2 separate regions of the Homo sapiens genome follow, and region 2 is linked to region 1. The links are chromatin loops, found by intact Hi-C in ENCODE. Cell type or tissue: endothelial cell of umbilical vein. All regions are shown on one strand.

Region 1 (8,000 bases):
GGGGGCACTTTTTTCAAATCTGTCCCCTTGGGGAAAGCTATTTCTCTCATATGCATCAAAGCACTGTATATGCCTGTTGGCCCTACCTATATGTATCTCAGGATTAAATAAATAAATAAATAAATAAAAGCTATTGCCTTGTTTTTCCAGGAATAGTTCTGTAGTTTTTGCAGAACAAGAAGTCTGCATTCAAAGTAACATGCAGTTTCACTGTTATTGCCCTGTCCAAGCTTGTGGTGTAATTTCTTCTTCATTCACTCAGTCTCACAAAAGGGATAATGAAATCAACTTTCATCCAACTTCAGGCAATCATAAAACTCTGAGATTTACAGCTACCACTGCAAAGTCAGTGAGTATTGTAAGAGCCTTGAATTAGAACAAGTAGTAAAGAATCCATGTAAGAATAGGAAGCTCTGAGGTTGTATATACTAAGACCTTAGTGTTACCTAGACTCACCTCACAGCTTGTGGAAAAAGCTGATTCCTGGTCCTACCATAGATACTCTGACTTGGATCTGAGGAGGGCCAGCTTCATCTTGAGAATTCTATGTAGGGTAGGGCTTAGGGGAGGCCATCTGGTTGGAAGACGAAGCTGGGAGGTTTGCCATGAGGCTATGTTTGTAAAGAAAGCACACTCTTTTTAACTTAGTGTGTATGTTACAGATCAATATCAATATAAAAGTTTCCTAAACTTTTACTCACACTTTATATAAAAGTGATTACATTGGCCATATTAAAAGTAAGATTTTTATTTGGGAATGAAGGGAGCTGATGGAGACTGGGTTGGCTACTGCCCTTGGCACCACCACTGAGTTTAACCCAGATGTCTGCCTTTTTAACCATCACCATAGAAAAGCCTAGTTTATTTATTCATCCACTCAACAAAATGTTTATTGAGATACCAGTATGTGCTGGACATTGTTAGAGATATGTTCTTGGGACACAGTAATAAAAATAATGAATAATAATAACAACAAGCTCTGGGTACAGTGGCTCATGCCTGTAATCCCAGCATTTTGGGACGCCGAGGCGAGTAGATTGCTGGAGCTCAGTAGTTCCAGACCAGCCTGGGCAACATGGCAAAACCCTGTCTCTATTGAAAAAATACAAAAATTAGCTGGAGTGGTAGCATGCACCTGTAATTCCAACTACTCGTGAGGCAGAGGTGGAAGGATCGCTAGAGCCTGGGAGGCAGAGGTTGCAGTGAGCCGAGATAGCTCTCCTGCACTCCTGCTTAGGTGACAGAGCAAGACCCTGTCTCAAAAAATAAATAATAATAGTAACAGGCAATAAATTCTTCTCTGTGGATTACATTCTAGTTAGGGGAAGCATGCAATAAAAAAACCATAATATATAAGAAATTATAAACTACGTTAAAAGTTTTTCTTCATCTTTGAGAAACATGATCTTGAGAAACAACACATTGCTTAATCAGACGCCTCCCTGATACATATTTAGATTGTTACTAGGGCATTTCCCTAGGAGGCCAACTTACTAGAGCTAGAGATAAACTAGATGTGCCTTTCTAGACTTAAAAATGACAAATGCCAAGCTTGTGTGGGTTTGGAGAGAGAAATGTGTATGTATGCATATAGGTTTAAGTTTAAACACCTTATGGACTACTATCAAATCTCACATACATGTCTTAAGCTCTAAATCCTATATCCTTAGCACCATACAATGCTGCCTTTCCAAGGAATTAAGCAAGCTTGTTGGAATCTATGAAGGGACAATTGTGAATTGAAGCAGTGATATGCCTAAATGTTTAGAAAGTCAACAAACACATATGCAAGTCAATATAAATACAGAAATAGGTCAGTAATTCCTTTTTACTACTTAGGAAGATGTACTATTCATTTAGAAAGCTAAGGAGAGACAAAATGTCTTTATACTAATTCCCTTAATTTAATCACACCAAATGTCAGGACAGTGTCATTTAAAATCCTTTAATGATTTTAAAACAAATGGTCCCTGTAGCAGAAAAATAGTTGAACTAACATTGCTAACATTAATTTAATTTCTTTGGAATTGAAATATTAAATGAACCCATTTTATCCCATTTACTTTTCAAATAGTGTTAGGAAATACCTGAGGACCTCTCAGCAAAAATCTAATAGGATCCTCCAATTTGTTCACCAGTTCAGGAGAACTATAATAGTGTATGAATTTAGTCTTTAGTAAATTCTATTTAATACATAAAAGAGAGTCTATTATTGCTATGTATGTTTCTCTACAACCTTTCTTTGTGAAGATTACAGGCCCAATTTATCAACATCAGAAACTTACTTAGCATGGTTGCGTATTCTATATATATTTTTTCCAACGTTAATGTGAGTCATCATAGCATATCTCCTTAACCATATGTGCTAGAGCTAAGGACAGACAGTTATTTTAATATTCCTGGCCTAGAATCCTTCCCACAACAAACACATTTGATGCTCATACATGGTCCCTTTCTTGCCGACACTCACGCCTGTCAAAATGGCATGGTGCCTACTCAACATATGGACTGCTAGCTTTTCTCACTGGGGCACAGTTGCCAAAGAAAGATGGGTTAAGCTGGGCACCCTGCGTAGCAAAGCAGGTGACAGCTCTCCCGTCCTCCATCATGTGGCTGTAAATCCTCTAGCCACATGCCACTTCCTACCCTATCTTTTACAGGAAAAGGAAAAGGAGAGGGATCTTTAACAGTATTCCTTTGACTTTCAGACTGTTTCTACTTAGTGCCTTTGCTCTCACTACCTTATATTCATGGAAAGGAAATCTATCCTCTGCCAAAAACACATTGAAATTTAAAAATCATTTGGAAGCACACAGTTGTAAGAAAAGTTGATAGCCAGCAAAGGCATTAAGTATATGTGTGTGCATGCATGCAAATGCACACACATGCACATACACACACACACACAGGAAATACGTGTTGTTTCCACCCTTGTTTCTCATTTTCCACCTAGAATAGACTAGAGCTGGGTGGCCACAGCAGCATTAAGTGTTGAAGATAGAACTTAGTGATTGTTTAAGTCTTGTACAAATAGAGCTGTTTGATTACGTTAATCCAGTGAATCATTTCCTCCCTAACCAGGCTACATCCTGTTTGGTTTGCAATTTTTATTTTAAAATTTCCAAATCAATTTTTATTTGTCCAAATGAGTTTGTTTTGGCAATAACAGAAAAGTATCAAGTTTCCCCAAACAAAGACTTTTCCTCATGTCTTTGTGTCTTCGTCATTCTACAGGAAACCCAAATAAGGTGTCAGTCTGAGTCTGTCTTCTGAGTCCAGAGACTACAGGGATTCCTCCTTCCATCTTACCAAACAAACCCATCTGAACTAAGAGATTAAATTTAAATTGTGGCCTGGGGTTGAGGCCATGGATCAACTAATTAATTATTACCCCTGCCTGCTCTGTGCCAGGGACTTTTAGAGCAATTTTCTCATTTTATCGTGAGAGCATGTCTGCAATGTAGGAGTCGGCATTACTTCCATTTTAGAGGTGGTATAGAAATCTGATCGATAATCTCTGCATGATAGCTAGTTAGCACTGTTCTTTAATAATAAAAATAGCTAATATTTATTAAAATTTTACTGTGCACTGTTCTAAAAATCCTATGCATCTCGGCTCATTTACAAAGACATGAGGGAATCCCTGTCAATATCTATAATGTATAGCTGAGGAAAAGGAGGCACTGAGAAGTTAACTGATTTATCTAAGGTCACAACTACTAAGTAGAGCTACCAGAATTCATACCTGTATAGTCTGACTCTTGAGCTGTTGTTCTTAGCCACTGCTTTAATTATTCTAGGTGATACTTATACACATTCTCCAACAATTCTTTTTTTTTTTTTTTTTTTTGAGACTTGCTCTGTCTCCCAGGCTGGAGTGCAGTGGCACGATTTCAGCTCACTCACTCCACCTCCTGGATTCAAGCAATTCTCTTGCCTCAGCCTCCCGAGTAGCTGGGATTACAGGCGTGCATCACCATGACCGGCTAATTTTTTTTTTTTTTTTTTTTTTTTTTTGTATTTTTAGTGGAGACGGGGTTTCACCATGTTGGCCAGGCTGGTCTCTAGTGATCCACCTCCACACACATGTACATACACACACACACAGGAAATACGTGTTGTTTCCACCCTTGTTTCTCGTTTTCCACCTAGAATAGACTAGAGCTGGGTGGCGACAGCAGCCTGACCTCCAGTGATCCACCCGCCTCTGCCTCCCAAAGTGCTGGGATTACAGGCATTAGCCACTGCACCCGACCTCCAACAATTCTTTAGTCTTGTTCCTTGTTTGTACCTTAAGGACCAAGAATCATGCTACTTTAAAGCACAATTTCATCATGCTGCTGCTCTGCTGGGAATCCTCTCCAGCTCTCCATTTCCAAACAAACAAACAAAAAGTTAGATTACCATCTTGGCATTTAAGACACCAAATATATTCTGGTTTCTATCAAACCTTCCAAGCTGACTCTTCCAATTTGGTCTTGTATGTTCTACCCTTGACCATCTTTACACATTTACTTGTGTGATTTTTTTGTTCCTAGTCTGTGGTGTCCTTGCTGTTTCTCCTTATCCATGCAAAACATCTCAGGTTCTATTTCTACTATGAGTATTCCCTCTATCCACTTCATCTCACAGCAATTTCCCCAACCACTAAATCTCTGGAGCACTTGCCAAGGTATCACTTGCTCAGAATGCTCAACAATACTGTCATTGCAATGCTGCTCAGAATGTTGAGCATATACCATGCACTGTTCTCAGATGTGTAATCTCCCCATTAGCATAGTATGTATAATCTCCCCAATCTCTTTGAAACAATAAATCATGCCTGTATTTTTGTGGTATGTCATAATACCTACTACATTTCTTGAACAAGCCATGTCTTGAACAGTCTCCAATAATTTGTGTCTACCATTGTATTTCTAGATTTGTACTCCTTGAGAGTGATTCTTTTTGAAAGTTTTGAGTTTCGTAAGGCCTCAATTACAAACTTAGATGTGATCACTTTACAAAAGGTTACCTTCTAACCAGTACCAACTATTTGCATCATTCTGAAAGATCAGTATCAATATGAGGAAAAAAGAATTCTATCTCAATAATAGACCTCTCAAAGATGAATTCCTTCCAAACATCATGTTTTATAAAAGAGTGAAGGTTTTAATTTCTTAATAGTTTTAGTTACATATGCCAGGAAATGGAAGGCCACTATTACATTTATTTCATTTTTTAAACATCATACTATCTATCATTTGCATGAATAAATACATCACCCAAAATGAAAACTTTTATTATTCTGAGAAAATAAGATCTGTGCATTTGCTGCTTAATTTTTAATAGTCAATTGTTACTTAGAATTAATTTAAAAGTTCATTTAGTAATATATATGAACAAATATTAGTGGTATTCCTGGAAAACCTTTTCTGCAGTCCTGCCAAGCATCCAGAAAATTGTCTTGTTGACTTCTCAAGGGTGTTTCAACTCTTTGATTCTAGGAATCCAGGATTCTTTGCCTGTCTACCCCCTCTGGTTAAAGGCAACCACTTTGGTCTCATTCTCTCTCACGCATTTTGGAAGGTCTCCAAGTGTAAAATGGTACAACATATGTAGCCTGCAAGCAGGGCAGGCATAAGAAACACCATAAGGATACACTAAAGCAAACTTCAAGCTGTGGAACGCTGGGAAACAATCACAGGCAACACACCAACTTGGCATAAAACAATCAGAGAATGAGGTGGCTTTTTTCAAGCAAAAGCATCATACTGGCTGAGGCGAAGAGGACCACAAAGATAGAAATATTGTACCCAGCAGTTAATGCTGCTAGCCAAGAGTGATCTTCAGAGGTACAGTGCAGAAAGGGGTGATGGTCACACGTTCTTCCCATTTATATTCACATGCCTGAAAATACTGCCCCAGCATCAGTCTCTTTCACTGTAACTACATATCTATGCATGCTAAATGAAACCTGCTCTATCTTTCCAACCCTTCTTTCCCTAGTGAATTCCTACTCATTCTTAAGAATGCATTTCAAAGGTCAACCTCTCAGCAAAGTCTTCCCTGACTACTCCTGGAAGAGTTAACAGCTCCCTCTTCTGCAGTCTCTCAGTATTTTATGGCATTTATAACATCATGTTATATTTATGTACTTATGGGCCTGTGTTCTGGATATACTGTAAGCTCCTTCAGAGCACAGACCAGGTCCTTTTTATTCACTATCATATCCCAAGTGACCACTATGGTGATCTATACTCAGAAGGCACTGCATATGTTTGTTGGGTGAATAAATGAAAGTACCTATTTCCATCTTTCCTTTATTTGTTTACTAAGTATTTATCAAATGCCTGTTTATGTGCATTGTTCCAGACACTTGAGAAACAGCAGCAAACCACAGACATACACTCTTCCATCATAGAATTATATTATATTGGGGGGAGACAGAAAACAAACATGAAAAATAAAAAGACATTGTTTTTGTTGCATCGTGATAAATGATGAGAGAAATTACAATGCAAAGAAAGGGGACAGGGAATCTTAGAGGAAGGCTGTAACCTCAAATAGGGTGGTTACCTCACGGAGAACATATTATTTAGGTAAACACCTGAGGAGAAGAGGGAGAGGGCCTCATAAATATCAGAGAAAAAGAGGAGTACAGAGAAAAGCACAAGCACAAAGGCCTTGGGCAGGAAAGGATTTGAAAGCATTCAATGTCTACATATAGTTCCCAGAATGTGGCAGAATAATGTACAATGAATTGATCTAGGAGACTCAATAAAATAAGTAAAGCATTAAAGTAATTTACAAAAGAGACTCAAGGAATTTAGACATTGACTCTAAGTATTTAAGATAATGTAATTCCAAAGCATTCTCTATCAACTCAGTAAAATTCAAATTCAATATTGCCCTGTAAAGTCTACAATTTCTGTCAGGGCTGATATTTTTAAGTGGGGAAAATTCCTTTAGGCTCAGTCAGACCAAGGAAGAAAGTCTTAGTTTTTCTTCTCAAACTGACCTACCCTTAGATCAATCTTTCACATGGTTTGGTAAATAAGTCTCTTTATAGTTCATGGGCTAACAATTCCTGATTCATAAAGAATTTTCCTTCTTCTCTCTCAATGGTGCTAACTCTTTGACCTCCATTCTCACACGCTTTGTTTCTGATCCCCAGCTCCCAAACTTCGTGGACCATCTATTTCTTTACCACCATGGCAAATACTCTTGACAGAGCACCAGAGATGCCTGAGCCTTAGAGTCCAGACTTTATCCACCTGATTCTGAAGTCAACCCCATGGTTTTGGAAATTCTCTTGCCACTCTCACTGACCCAACCATCCGCAAAGGTTGAAATAGTCAGTCGGGCACGGTGACTCACGCCTGTAATCCCAGCACTTTGGGAGGCCGAGGCAGGTGGATCACCTGAGGTCAGGAGTTCAAGACCAGCCTGGTCAACATGGTGAAACCCCGTCTCTACTGAAACAAATATAAAAATTAGCTGGGTGTGGTGACGGGCGCCTGTAATCCCAGCTACTTGGGAGGCTGAGGCAGGAGAATTGCTTGAACCTGGGAAGCAGAGGTTGCAGGGAGCCGAGATTGCGCCACTACACTCCAGCCTGGGTGACAATAGTGAGACTCCATCTCAAAAAAAAAAAAAATAGTCAGTCATGATAGGGAAAGGCTGCCCCTTATTTAACTCCCCTCCTCACTGTTTCCTTATTTTGCTGTTTTAAACTGTTATCTCTGCAGCACATCTACAATTCTGCATATAAAGTTTACAGCAAAATAATAAGTTTTATTTTATAAAAAAACTTTATTAAAAATAATTTTCCTATGAACTGAGGGGTGTGAAAGTTGTTTAATACTATAATCATACTAGAATAAAGGCCTTAACCTAGTGTCATTTTGTAAATATGTGCATTTTCACAGGGAGAAAGTCCATAGTTTTCAACAAATTCTCAAGAGAATCAACTATATTTGTAAAATAAGATAGTAAAAACCAAAGAACTGTTTTTTAGG
Region 2 (8,000 bases), 150 kb before region 1:
TTATAAATCATGCTACTATAAAGATGCATGCACATGTATGTTTATTGCAGCACTATTTACAATAGCAAAGACTTTGAAACAACCCAAATGCCCATAAATGATAGTCTGAATAAAGAAAATGTGGCACATATACACCATAGAATACTGTGCAGCCATAAAAAGAATGAGTTCATGTCCTTTGCCGGGACATGGATGAGGCTGGAAGCCATCATTCTCAGCAAACTAACATAGGAACAGAAATCCAAACACCACATGTTCTCTCTCATAAGTGGGAGTTGAACAATGAGAACACGTGGACACAGGGAGGGGAACATCACACATCAGGGCCTGTCAGGGGGTGGGTGGGGGAGGGATAGCATCGGGAGAAATATCTAATGTAGATGACGGGTCGATGGGTGCAGCGAACCACAATGGCACATGTATACCTATGTAACAAACCTGCACATTCTGCACATGTATCCCAGAACTTAAAGTATAATAATAATAAAAAAATGCTCCAAATTCTAAAACTTCCAGGTAAAAAGTTCCACATCTGAACCCATGCAATGGTTCACAGTCAAAAATTCAGTCAAATTTTGTTCCGTGCACAAAATTATTAAATATATTGTATAAAATTACCTTCTGGTTATGTGTACAAGGTGTATATGAAGCAAAAATGAATTTCATGTTTAGACTCGGGTACCATTCCCAAGGTATCTCATCATGAATATGCAAGTATTCCAAAATCTGAAAAAAATCTGACATCGAAAACACTTTTGGTCCTAAGCATTTTGGATAATGGATATTCAACCTGTAGTATTAGGAAGTGAGGCCTTTAAGACATGGGTAAGTCGTAAGATCTCTTTCCTCATCCGTGGGATTAAGGTCCTCAAAAGAGAGGTTTCACACAGCTTTAGGCTAGCTGACTAGCCTGCTTTTCCATTCTTCTACCATGTGAGCACAGCAGAGCAGTCCTTACCAGACCACCGAACCTGCCGGCACTTACCTAGCCTCCAGAACTGTATGAAACAAATTCCTCTTCTTTGTAAATTACCCAGTCTGTGGTATTCTGTTATAACAGCACAACTGGACTAAGATAACTAACTGCAGCTGCAACAACCCTGTTTTCAAATAAACACATTCTGAGATGTCAGAATTTCAGATTTAAACATATAATTTTGCATGGCACAATTCAATCCATAATGCCAAGTTTTGGCTTTGTTGTTTTTCTCTATTATGTCTTTGATTTCTTATTTATTTATTTTGAGATGGAGTCTCACACTGTCACCCAGGCTGGAGTGCAATGGTGCGATCTTGGCTCACTGCAACCTCCGCCTCTGGGTTCAAGCGATTCTCCTGCCTCAACCTCCCAAGTAGCTGAGATTACAGGCTCCTGCCACCATGTCCAGCTAATTTTTTGTATTTTTAATAGAGAGGGGGTTTCACTATGTTGGCCAGGCTGGTCTCAAACTCCTGACCTCGTGATCCACCCACCTTGGCCTCCAAACGTGCTGGGATTACAGGTGTGAGCCACCACGCCGCCCAGCCTGATTTCTAATTTTTTAACTTCTACACTTATCTACTTTTTAAAGGCTTTATTTGCCTCTTGTCTACTTTTACAAGGCTTTATTTGCTGATTTTTTTCTCTTCTTGAGATGCACATTTAGAGCATTGAACTTTGACTTCCTCCCCTCTTGTCTAATGTATGATTTAATGTTATTACTGTTTCTCTAAACAGTATTCCACGTTTTAATATGTCATATTTTTATCACTGAATTTAACATATATAAATTCTATTAAAATTTCTGATTTTATCCAAGCGTTATTTAAAGCTGTATTGACTTCTTATTGTGTTGAATTCAGTTTAATTTTTGCTTTCTCACAAATGCCCAAATTATCAGACTTACTCAAAACTTGCGTCTCACCCAGCACCAAGCTTTACAAGTAATTAGCAAAGAATACAAGATAGAGTCACAGCAAATGCCACATCAATAGCTAGGAGACCCCAATCCATTAAATACAGCTCCCTGAAACAACTTTTCCAAATCAGGATATTGTTTAGATTCTAAATGACAAGCACTAACTTAATGTGATCAATGAGTTAATTGGGCCTGTTTAGTTTTCGGATCACTCAGCTTTTGTATCTCACTATTCACATAGTCAGAAGGCATATATGACTAACTTACATTTTTCAGGACAACAGTGGCTCACAAACCCAAAAACGGTAAGCTCGTTTATATGCTGGGTATTTCATGTTGTAAAGAGTTCTCAGATTATTACTCACACATAGAAAATCTCTTTTACAATCTTCATTTATACTCTAGATAGTAAATTCCATCAGTGAAGAATTATATGGAATTCTGCTTTGCATAAAAATCAGCCTCTCGTTTTCTAGCAATTTATTGAAATCTTGCCTCATGTTTCAGTATATGGTCAATTGTAGTAAATATTTTCTGTGCTTTTGAAATAAACGAATATTCTGTTGGGCAGGTGCAGTGACTCACGCCTGTAATCCCAGCATTTTGGGAGGCCAAGGCGGGAGGATCATTTGAGGTCAGGAGTTCAAGACCAGCCTAGCCAGCATGGTGAAACCTCTTCTCTACTAAAAATACAAAAATCAGCCAGGCATTGTGGCAGTATTCCCAGCTACTCAGGAGGCTGAGACAGAAGAATTGCTGAACCCTGGAGGCAGAAGTTGCAGTGAGCTGAGATCACACCATTGCCCTCCAGCCTGGGCGACAGAGCGAGACTCCATCTCAAAAAGGGAAAAAAATGTATATTCTGTTATTATTGGGTGTAGAGTTATATTTATACAATTAGGTTATATGTGTTAAAGATGTTTGGATTTCCTAAATCTCTACTAAATATTTTTTCTTGTTCTGTTATTAGGAGAAATGTAAAATTTTTCTCTATGAATTTGGATTTGTCTATTTCTCCTATTAATTCGATTACTTTTCCCCTTTTTCAAGTTTATTAGGAATACAGAAATTTAAACTTGTTTGACCTTACTAGATGATTGGCCTTTTATCACTTTAAAATTTCCTATTTATTTCTAATAATGCTATCTTTAAGTCTACCGTTATTTTTAACCTCCTTGTGTCCTTATATTAAAGGTGTGTCGATTGCAAGCATATACTTACACTATATAGGAGTATATAATTATACCATATAGATTATATATAGTATATATATATATATACATACACACACAAGGAGTATATAATTATACTATATAGTCTATCTTTTTATTACTTAGCCTAGTTATGTTTAGTATAATTATTAATCTGTTGGAGTTTATGTTTACCATCTTATTGTTTTCTATTTGAACCATCTCTCAGTTTTATGGAAAGAGGCCTATGCACACATATTCACTTAGTATCTCTCACTAATACTTTAGCCACTTCCTCACAGAAGCCCACCCAACCTCAAGTCTAGATACGATTCCTTTTTGTAGTCATTTTTGTAGTATCGTCTTCTTTTTCCTAAGAGCACGTCGCTCAGTTATTTTGTGTGAATATTTAATTAATGTCTGTTTCTTCTTTTAGACTATAATTCGATGATGGTAGGACTTTTTTTATTATAAATAAATATTTGTAGCATTAAATTAATATGTAAATTCTGTAACTAATTCTACCTTTCTTTACAATCAAAGGTTAAATACAAACAACTTTCATAAATAATCTACCCATTTCCTTTATGTAGAAGCGCATCATCTCACTGAGGAACCACTATTATATTGAGTCTAAATTGTCCTACCATTGATCATGTCAAGCCCTCTCTTCAGGGACTTTGAGAGGCTTTGCAGTTTCCTGCAATAGTGGGCTCATTTCATCACATTTCCTGAGACAACCCTGTTTCTTGCACATCCACAGGGAGGGTGAATAGGACTGACCCAGTGCTCATTTATTGCAAATATTTTCCAGATTATTTGGTGCAAATTCCTCTTCTACAATATTCCATTGTCATTTTTAAGTGAACTCGTCAAAGCTAAGGGCTCTGACTCATGAATGTTCACTTTCTTCCTGGATTAAGTAGGCAGTCACAGTAAAAAATGTCTGATGACTCAAAGTTTCTATGAGTGTATTCAAGATTTTTTCTCTTTTGAAAAATCACTCTGAGTACAAGCGGAAGAAATAATGATGTGCTATGTGTCCTTCCTGACATCCCTACGTAAACGGTACACTCTTCAGGACTTTTATTCTTTCAGAAATATTCCAGCTTTTCAAGGTCCTTTGATCCATGTTTTAATTAAAGGAAAAAATTATTTCTTTTTATGCATGTACTTTAAGAAAGTTTATACCAATAATTCAAATTAAGCAGAATAAGTACCATGAAAATTAGAGAAAATCAAATCAGGCGAATAAACCTATTGCAAATTACCTGGAGGCTTGACTTGTCCTTGGGTCAAGTTGCATTGTATTAGAATAAATATAATCTGCTGAGTGTAAATGAAAACTCAGGGAATAGGGCAGCCTTATACAAATATCAACAGATATCTTACTCTGCTCACTACAGTCAACAGATTAAAAAATAGATCTTTATGGCACCAGGAGCTTAAAATTTGTGAAATAAATGTTTAGAAAATTTCATTATCTAACTCCTCGAAGAAAGCCCTTCTGCTGTATTTCAACTAGATACTGGACATCACAGCTTCTGGAGTCTATAGGATTTGTCCATGCCAAAAATATTTATGATTTACTTTTCCTCTGAAAGGCTATTGTTGCCATATTGTTGCACAATGGCTTTCTGAGACCAATCAACTTTCTCTAGGGCCCAGGAAGAGTAAAATCAATAGTACACCCCTCAATCATTATCTCAACTGATTTTTGATGGTACTTCTTCACTATACAGCAACCATTCTATTCCTGTGGTAACAAGTTTTTATATTAACACATTGAACACATTAGTTTCTTATCACAAACCCCTCCAACCCACAATAAACTAGGATTTTGATTTTCACATAACAGAACACATTTGCTCATTAAAGATGGAGCAAGGGCTCGGGGGAGAGAGAGAGAGAGAGAGTGAGAGAGAGTGAGAGATTGAGATTTTTCCCAAAGACAATTTAGTTCTTTTTCAAAAAGTAAACTACGGACTCCCACTCCTGTCCATGACAGAATGAATCTGACTAGACTTGCTCTCCCATAGTAAACAAGTAGGAAACCAAACAAAATATATAAAACAAACAATTGTTTTCAGAGACTGGACAACAGACAGTACAGGTGTGTGATTCTGAGGTAAGGGAAGCAAATGATATGATCCCTAAAATAACCTTGGCTTTCTACCTGGAGACATTTTCCAGACCACAATAAGGAAAAGAAATCCCAAGCAGAGAATGGTACTATCTCTGAATTAGGGAAATCGTTTCTGAGTTTGGAGAGGCTGAGACTACTAGAATTTGGGGGCAGAGTAAAAAAGGACAGAGCTACGCAGAGAAAAAGCTCCATAAATCTGCACCAGCGTGCCTATGAGTCTTTGTACATTTATAGGGTAAGGCTCTATAAGGAGGCTAAGCAGAAAATAATCACAATGGAAAGAATGACTAATAAGGAGATATTCATTCTAGAATTCTGAGAGCTAGAAGACATATGAGTTTTGACTAATAGGAATGGCGATACTCGAACTCCTGGGGTATTCAATGGAAGCTTCAAAAAGGTAACTTTTTTTAGTAGAGCTGGAGTGATCTAGAAAAAGGGTACTCAGGTTATATCCTAACATAACATGAAAAATGGAGGAAAAATGAGATGATTCACAAGTGACTTAATTACCAAAAACAATACTCAATACTCTTTAAAGAAAAATCATAAATCATAATATTGCAATGCCTAGGATTTCATAAAAATATTACTAGACATGTGAGAAAGCAGAAAATATGATTCAGAACAAAGAGAACAATCAACTGGTAGAAAAAAACCAGAAATGACAGAGAGAGTGGAATTGGAAGATATTAATTTTAAAATAACTAATATAAATATCTTAAAGGATTTAGAGGAAACTATTAATATAGTCAAGAGAACCTAGAAGATTAATAAAGACAGAAATGGAAAAATAGATAAACAAAACATATATTATCTGTAAAGAAAAATCCACTGAGAAATAAAGAATAGATAGATGTGGCAAAGGGAAAAAAAATCCAGAATAAAACATGAGCAGCAAAAGATTGAAACAAAAATAAACAGATCTTCAGGAACCTGTAGGAAAATGTTTGGCAATTTATTATGTATATAACTGGAGGATCAGAAGAGCAGAACAAAAAAAAGTTAAAAGAATAAATGCCACATTTTTGCAAATTTCATAAAAATTATAAACTCTCAAATCTGAGAAACCCAACACAACTCAAGCAGGATAAACATAAAGAAAACTATACTAAGGCCCATTATAATGTATTTCCATAACCAACAATAAAAAGGAAATCTTGAAGGTAGCAGAGTAGAAGCAAATACGACATACAAACAAAGATAATGACAAAGATATGACAAAGATAAAAATGACCACTGACTTCTCATTAGAAACAGTGAATTCTAGAAGACAATACAATGACATCTTTGAATTGCTGAAATAAAATTATCAACCTAGAATTCTACATCTAGTGACAATATTCTTTAAAGTGATGGTATTTGATTTTAGGTTAAGATTTCTGTGTGTGTCTGTGTGTGGGTACACACACAAATACATATATGTGTATATACACAAATGTATTTATATTTCTATAACAACATATGCATATATTTGTGCACATGCACACATACACATATACTCCATATATATGAAGAGAAGGATTGAATTGTAAAACAAATATGGTAAAGTTGTATTGTTTAGGGATTCTGAATGGTGTATAGAATTTTATTTACACTATTTTTGAAATTTTTTGTAAGTCTGAAATTATTTTAAAAATGAAAAGTTAAAAAACAGAATCAAAGACAAATTTCTGATGAACAAAAGCCTAGTGAATTTTTGGCCATGAGACATTCATTACATGAAATTACAAAAACGAACTTTTTTAGACTGAAAGAAAATGATGTCAGAGGACAACTTGGATATACACAAAACAATGACTTGGACCAGAAATAGAAATAATGGCAATGAAATAAAAAACAGGTGAACAATGTAAAAGTCAATGAAATGCCTGTAATCTCAGCACTTTGGGAGGCTGAGGCAAGTGGATCATGAGGTCAGGAGTTCAAGACCAGCCTGACCAACATAGTGAAACCCCATCTCTACTAAAAATACAAAAAAAAGCTTGGCATGGTGGTACATGCCTGTAATCCCAGCTACTCAGGAGGCCGAGGCAGGAGAATTGCTTGATCTGGGAGGCGGAGGTTGCAGTGGGCCAAGATCGCACCACTGCACTCCAGCCTGGGTGGCAGAGTGAAACTCTGTCTCAGAAAAAAGGCAAATAAAACTAAATGCTGGATTTCTGAAAAGATCAATAAAGTTGATAAAGTCTAGATAGACTGATCAAGGAAAAAACAAGAGAGAAAATACATCAATTACCAATATCAGGAATGGAAGAGGGGATACCACTACAAGTTTTACAGACAGTAAAAGCATAATAAGATAATAGTATAAACATTTAATCTCATTGGTTCTCATAATTTTTGATTTCACAGAATTTGTTCCTTTCATATAAGTTGTTGAACTTAATGGCAAAAGCTGGAAAGCCCAGGAGGCAGAGATTGGAGTGAGTGGACATTGCACCACTGCACTCCAGCCTGGGTGACAGGCAAGAGCTCATCTCAAAAATAAATAAATATTCCTTCTAATATTTATTTATATATGTTATATATATTTCTTCTAATATTTACATATATATCTAAATAAATAAATATTCCTTCTAGAAATAGAAGGAAACTTCCTCTAAATGATAAAGTGCATACATGAAACATCCATAGCTAACATAGCAGTGGAAGGTTGTTTAGGATTAAGAAAAAACAAGAATGTCAGCTTTCACTTCTTTTCAACATTTTTCTGGAGGTCCTAGCTCCAGCAGAATAAGGCAAGAAAATATAAGGTATACAGGC

Evidence for each region. Peaks named below come from ENCODE experiments on the same cell type or tissue, not always from the same donor. Only the 100,000 strongest peaks of a DNase experiment are listed, where the experiment ranks them.
Region 2: a loop joins it to region 1, with 6 times the contacts of the local background. A loop is called at or near these places in 5 of 110 quality-filtered maps.

Annotation. Positions count from the first base shown.
Region 1 is chr2:157,179,992-157,187,991 of GRCh38, forward strand. No RefSeq gene overlaps it. Among named protein-coding and RNA genes, the nearest start is that of GALNT5, 74 kb to the right of the region's middle. In endothelial cell of umbilical vein, no CTCF peak of the experiment used is centred here; DNase peaks (open chromatin) are centred at 2,460 and 3,160; H3K27ac peaks cover 2,149 bases.
Region 2 is chr2:157,028,279-157,036,278 of GRCh38, forward strand. All of the region lies in intron 1 of LOC105373710 (a long non-coding RNA gene), which reads right to left. LOC105373709 (a long non-coding RNA gene) reads left to right here and starts at 4,994. Exons shown (of 4, transcript XR_001739755.2): 1 at 4,994-5,634. In endothelial cell of umbilical vein, no CTCF peak of the experiment used is centred here; a DNase peak (open chromatin) is centred at 3,953; H3K27ac peaks cover 616 bases.